Linked DNA regions of Homo sapiens: region 2 is linked to region 1. Evidence: chromatin loops called from intact Hi-C (ENCODE). Cell type or tissue: sigmoid colon. All regions are shown on one strand. Each heading gives the region's core, and the rest is flanking DNA. Links, peaks and the distances in the headings are about the cores only. Region 1 overlaps NAV2 (neuron navigator 2). Region 2 overlaps CSRP3-AS1 (CSRP3 and E2F8 antisense RNA 1).

Region 1 (2,916 bases), core at 196-2,695:
GCTTTTTGATATCAGGCCAATGACTCAACCTCTCTGAGCCTGAATTTACTGTTGTGTAAAATAGGCTTGATAATCCCCTCTTCAGGGAGAGAACCTGGGTCCATCAAGCCCAGTGCACCTCAGTGTGGAGCTAATGCTGGTTGTCTTTTCCTGCCTTCATCTTCTCCTTTAAGTCCCAAACTGAGAGGATAACATTGCATTCGGGTCTGCCATTCATTTACATCTTTAGTACAAAATGTGACTCTTGCTGGAGAAAGTTTGCCATTTGTCTCAAACTACTGGTATCTGGATTGACAGCTGGGAGTGGTTGGGTCAATAGTCAGTTTGATATTATCTGAAACCATCAACTTTGCTTCTGGCTTGTCAGCCAAATTTGGGGAAAAAATGAGAGTTGAGTCTGCATGCCTGTTTTTTTCCATCATGGACTGGGAGGTGACTTGTAAGCATTCTTCATTGTGGAAATAAATTCACGACGTGCAACTGAATGAAAAAAGTATATGCCTGCTGTGTGAGCAGAGAAGAACAACATTCTGGTTGAGTTATATGTCCCATTTTTCATTATGCTTGGGTGGAATAGATATGCCCCTGGAATTCCTGGTTATGATTAGTATCATGAATGTATTTGGCTGACCAGATTTTGCCCTGATCAAGTGCAGAATCTATATATTTTGTTATCTTGAGTTTGATTTTAATCACTAGGCATGGACCCCAGGACATTTTATTTCTTTTTCCTACTTTGTAAAAGGTTTAGTTCTAGAAGTTTCATGCAGTCATTCAGTGACTTGAATGAATTCTTGACTCCCACTTGCCCTCGGACTGAGTTAGGCAACCCCTTTTGTGATCCACAGGTCCGTAAACCAATCATCACGATAGCTTCTTGCTTTGTCCTTCCTTCTGCTTTATGCTCTGTTTCATCCCCAAGACCTGGAACCCCTTGAAGGCATACACCATATATCCATTGCTGTATCCCTAACACCTGGGAAAGTACCTGAAACAGAAGAAATGTCAAAAGAAAAATAAAAGTTGGAAGGATGGGATGAGATAGGGTGATTGGAGAAAAAAACATGCAACGTTGTGGTTATTTTAGGATTCCGAAGAGAAATGTGGCCAAATAACTTTGAGCCCAGTCATATCCCTGGTTCCTGTACATCCAGAATTCATTATTCAAGATGACAAAGATTCTCTGAAACAAAATTTAATAAGCTTGAGAATGTTTAAGTTGGAATTAAAACCTCCAAGCTGGTCTGTGAGTGAGCCTGGTTTCCGTGTTCTATCTCGTAGCCATGCACGTGGGTGAGAAGCTCCTTGAGTCCTTGTTCAACAAGGTTCATATGAAGAGCTCTTTGAGCCTTAAGGAAACAGAGTAGATGTTGCCAAGAGTGACTGAGTCACCACTCCAGACAGTGAGAACTGTGTGTTTACTGGGCTGCTTCCAGTCAGCCTGGTGAAGTTGACGGGGCACACAGGCCAATGCCTGTAGGGCACAGGGCCCTGGCTCAGAGTGGGAATATGGCAGAGGTCAGCTTGGGCAGGGCCGTGGGAGCCACGTATGAAACTATGGCACTGGAAGGACAGTTCTCCCTTTCTCCATAGAGTTGGGTTAGAGACCTGGTCCCATCTTGCTTATGAAAGAGAATAACGCCACCAAAATTTGGTGTAGCTACACCTTGCTTTAAGAAAGCCCAATATTAGTAGAGAAGAATAAGAATTAATCTCAGGATTTTGCAGTTTGCAGTGTGCTTTCACATCATTGCCCTTTTGCTGCTCATGAGGGAGGAAGAAAGCTTTAGTCACCATCTCCATTTAATAAAGTCCATTGATTAAGAAGAGCATGGGGCCAGACACGGTGGCTCACGCCTGTAATCCCAGGACTTTGGGAGGCCAAGACAGGAGGATTACTCGAGCCCAGGGGTTCGAGACCAGCCTGGACAACATAATGAGACCCCCATCTCTACAAAAAATAAAAAAATTAGCCGGGCATGGTAGCATGTACCTGTGGTCCTAGTTACATGGGAGGCTGAGGCAAGAGGATTGCTTGAGCCCTGGAGGTGAGGCTGTAGTGAGCCATGTTTGCACCACTGCACTCCATCCTGGGCAACAGAGCAAGACCCTGTCTCAAAAAATAAGAAGAGCATGGACTTTATTGTTCAAATTCTTACTCTACCACTTATTAGCCATGACTTGGGCAAGTTGCTAATGTCTCTGAGCTGCAGTAAATCCACTGTATAAGATACTTGCATGAATTAATGAAATAATTAAATAAACCTGTTAAATTATTATTTATTTATTTGAGACAGAGTCTCCCTCTTCACCCAGACTGGACTGCAGTGGCTCAATCTCAGCTCACTGCAACCTCTGCCTCCCAGGTTCAAGCGATTCCCCTGCCTCAGCCTCCCGAGTAGCTGGGATTACAGGCGTGTGCCACCACGCCCAGCTAATTTTTTGTATTTTTAGTCAGGACGGGGTTTCACCATGTTAGCCAGGATGGTCTTGATCTCCTGACCTCGTGACCTACCCACCTTGGCCTCCCAAAGGGCTGGGATTACAGGCATGAGTCACCGAGCCCGGCTAAATGAAATTATTTAAAGCACTTAGTACAGTGCCTGGTACAGAGGTGGCATTCAAAAAGTACTAGTTATTAGTATTAGTTTTATTTTTACTTATGAATAAACTGGAGCTTAGCTAGACTCAAGATTACCAAGCCTTTAAGTTGGACTTGAACCCATTCACAAAGTTCGATGATTGCATAATTCTAAGGGTAGTCTGAATATCACAGAACAGAATAAGATGATTATCTTGGCATTCTTTCCACTTCATTATAATTATCTGATTTTTAAAGGTGTCTTAGCCTTACAAAAAATTGTTAGGATTCCTCTAAATGGGTGCTTCATTTGCAAAACCTCAATCTACCACCAA
Region 2 (2,916 bases), core at 268-2,767, 610 kb before region 1:
TGTTGTTTACAGCATCAACTTCATCCCCAGGCTGCTTGCAGGACTCAGGCAACTGAAGCTCAAAAGCCCAGGTCTTGTAGCTCAAGAGTCTGGAAAGGTTTGCAACCTTAAATTCCAAGGGTTTGGCTGTACAGCTCTCCTCTGTTCTGCTGTAATCACCCAATCAGGAGGCAACAGGTGCTTCATGGTCCAGTTTAGCAGCTTTAAGAGATACTGGAGGAAAATACATCACTTAATATCATCCAAGTACGCACCTATTTGCCATTCCTAGGTGACTCAGCCTGGGCAATATTCCCGCCTACCAGCAATCTTTTCAGCTCCCTCAGTAAAATACCAACACACCCTGTGGCTCAGTGATGCATTGAAGTCCCAATTTAGTGATACCTTATTTACAGATTTTCTAAATAAAATTGCTAATACAGTCAACCCTTCATATTCACAGGTTCTGCACCCTCGGATTCAACCAACCAAGGATTGAAACTATTTGAAGGAAAAGAACAATAATAATACAAATAAAAGCCAATAACAATATAACAACTATTTATGTAGCATTTACATTGTATTAGATATTATAAATAATCTAGAGATGATTTAACGCACATGAGAGCATATGCATAGGTTATATGCAAATAGTATGTCATTTTATATAAGGGAGTTGAGCATCCACAGATTTGGGTTTCTGCAGGGAGCCCTGGAATCCTGTGGATACCGAGGGACGATTGTACATTTTGAGAACCGAAGCCCGGTGCTACCCTGTTGCAGCGATGAAGTATCCAGGTCACCTGGAGAAAGCTGACATAAGAGCAGGCACACAGCAGGAAGCTTTGATCCTCATCTTCTCTCTGGCTGCAGCCCTCAGCTCTTGTGCACCAACTCTGACCAATGACTAGGACTGGCTGCTCGGAGTACAGCTGTATTGAGAAAGATTCTGAGGCTGGGTCTGCATTCAGCAGGAAAAAAAATGAAGTAATTGTTTGGTAATGCCTGACATAGGCCTAAGAATGGGGGAAACGGTAACCCTCCTGCCAGGTTTTGTAGAATTTTCTCTAATTCATTTTCTTTAGAGATACGGTAAGGACCCGCCCCCACCCAAATGGGTAAAAGGCAAAGCCTGGTTTCCATTTTTTTGTAAAGCCTCAGATCACAGGGGCACCTGAGCCATTAGTGTCCCAATGGCAGGGCAAGGCAGGCATGTCTATAAATCTCCAGTTTTTTGTTTGCTTATTTTCTTCTTTAAACTGCTTACAATTTCTCCTCTTTCATCCTCATTTCCACAGGAGGTGTAACACTATGGACGAGTGGGCAACTGGCTCTTCAGGCTTGGAACCAAGAGGGGGCAGCAGAGAGCAGAGAAGAATTGGTTGGCTTGGGCTGACCCAGACCTAGGAAAACTTCCAATCTTCTTCTTCTTCCCTCAAAACCGAATCCTTGTGGACTCACTCTTGAGACTATTGTCCACACAAGTGGTGTGGTCCAAGGCCACAGCAAGAAAGGTCTGAGGGAGTTCTTTGGGGTTCAGGTGGAGAAAAGCCTGTGCTGGATGCCAGGCTGCTCTGAGAACAGGAAGGAAGATAATAATGTTAACAGCAACAGTTACAATTACCCAGCCCCTGTAGGGTGCCAGGCCCTCTGCCAAGGTGCTTTCTTTTCATTCTCTCAAAGACTACTTGAGGTGGGGAAACCCCCAGTTTACAGATGAGAAAACAGGGTCCCAGAGTGGTTAAATACCTTGCCCATGATCACGTGACTAAGGGAGGGCCAAGCCACATTTTAGACTCTTGCCTGTCCTGCCCTCTGTGTTATGGTGCCCTTCCAGGAAGGAGGCAGAAAGGTGCACCTGGAGTTAGAATATCCTTGGGGAGTGTCCCGGACCCAAGGGAAGGCAAACGGTCCTTCTGGTACAGACTGCTGTCTCCTGATGGCCACGGGTCTCCTGACAGATTTAGCCAATTCACTGGCTCACAGGTCCATGCACCATCCTCAGCAGAGCCGGGGTAAGGTAGCTGGGCTCGAACAGCCCCAGAAAAAGGCAAAAAGAAAGATAACAGAAACTTGTATGGAACTTTCAAGTACTCACTGTGGAAGTCATTGATTTATCTGCCTACTGTGAGAGTTATGTCACGTTGGAAGGTCACATTAGAACGCCCCTCACCTCCTGCAGCCTCAGCTCCACCCTGGGCTCAGAGATCAATCCTTGCCTTATTTAGGGAAGCACATCCAAGCATATTTGAAACTTTTGGGATGGGCTTGGGGATACTGGCACCAGGGACATCTTGCTGTCAGTACTGTCCTGATTCTGAGAACTCCACTAACGCCACATTCCTCAATCCAAGCCTGGATCTGGGACTCAGGCTGCTGCCTCACTAAATGCCTTATCTTTTGGGTCACTGCAGACCAGGGCCCTGCCTTCTTTAGCCAATGTCTGTTTCCCTCATCTGGCAGTAGGACATCAGTCTACCAAAAGAGTCACATGTTCATATCCCAGCTTAGGTCCAAGTTGTGAACCAACTTCATTTCTTAATGTAATCACTTTTTTGGTATTGCTTTTTTTCTCTAAAAAGTATGTATATTTTCTGATCCTACATGTAATATTTTCTGGGCCAGTTGCAGTGGCACACACCTGAGCTACTCAAGGAAGCTGAGGCGGGAGGATCCCTTGAGCCCAGGAGTTTGAGGTTACAGTGAACTATGATTGCGTCACTGTACTCCAGCCTAGACAGCTAGCAAGACCCCATCTCTTAAAAAAAATTGTTAGAAAATACTTTAAAGCATCAAGGAGAAAAAAATTTCTCCTATCTTTCTGGATACATTTTTCTCAACTGCGCTTATTACTATCTAACACCGTCCTTTACTTAGGTTTTCATTGTTTGTCTCCTTCTCTAGAATGGGAGCTTGACAACATGAGGGATTTCATGT

What was found. Peaks named below come from ENCODE experiments on the same cell type or tissue, not always from the same donor. Only the 100,000 strongest peaks of a DNase experiment are listed, where the experiment ranks them.
Region 2: a loop joins it to region 1, with 3 times the contacts of the local background. A loop is called at or near these places in 9 of 110 quality-filtered maps.

The regions. Positions count from the first base shown.
Region 1 is chr11:19,918,017-19,920,932 of GRCh38, forward strand. All of the region lies in intron 6 of NAV2 (neuron navigator 2), which reads left to right. Among named protein-coding and RNA genes, the nearest start is that of NAV2-AS3, 62 kb to the right of the region's middle. In sigmoid colon, for the core only: no CTCF peak of the experiment used is centred there; a DNase peak (open chromatin) is centred at 1,445.
Region 2 is chr11:19,310,190-19,313,105 of GRCh38, forward strand. CSRP3-AS1 (CSRP3 and E2F8 antisense RNA 1) reads left to right here. Exons shown (of 6, transcript NR_183675.1): 6 at 443-2,916. Among named protein-coding and RNA genes, the nearest start is that of E2F8, 71 kb to the left of the region's middle. In sigmoid colon, for the core only: a CTCF peak has its summit at 1,308 (motif pointing right); a DNase peak (open chromatin) is centred at 1,342.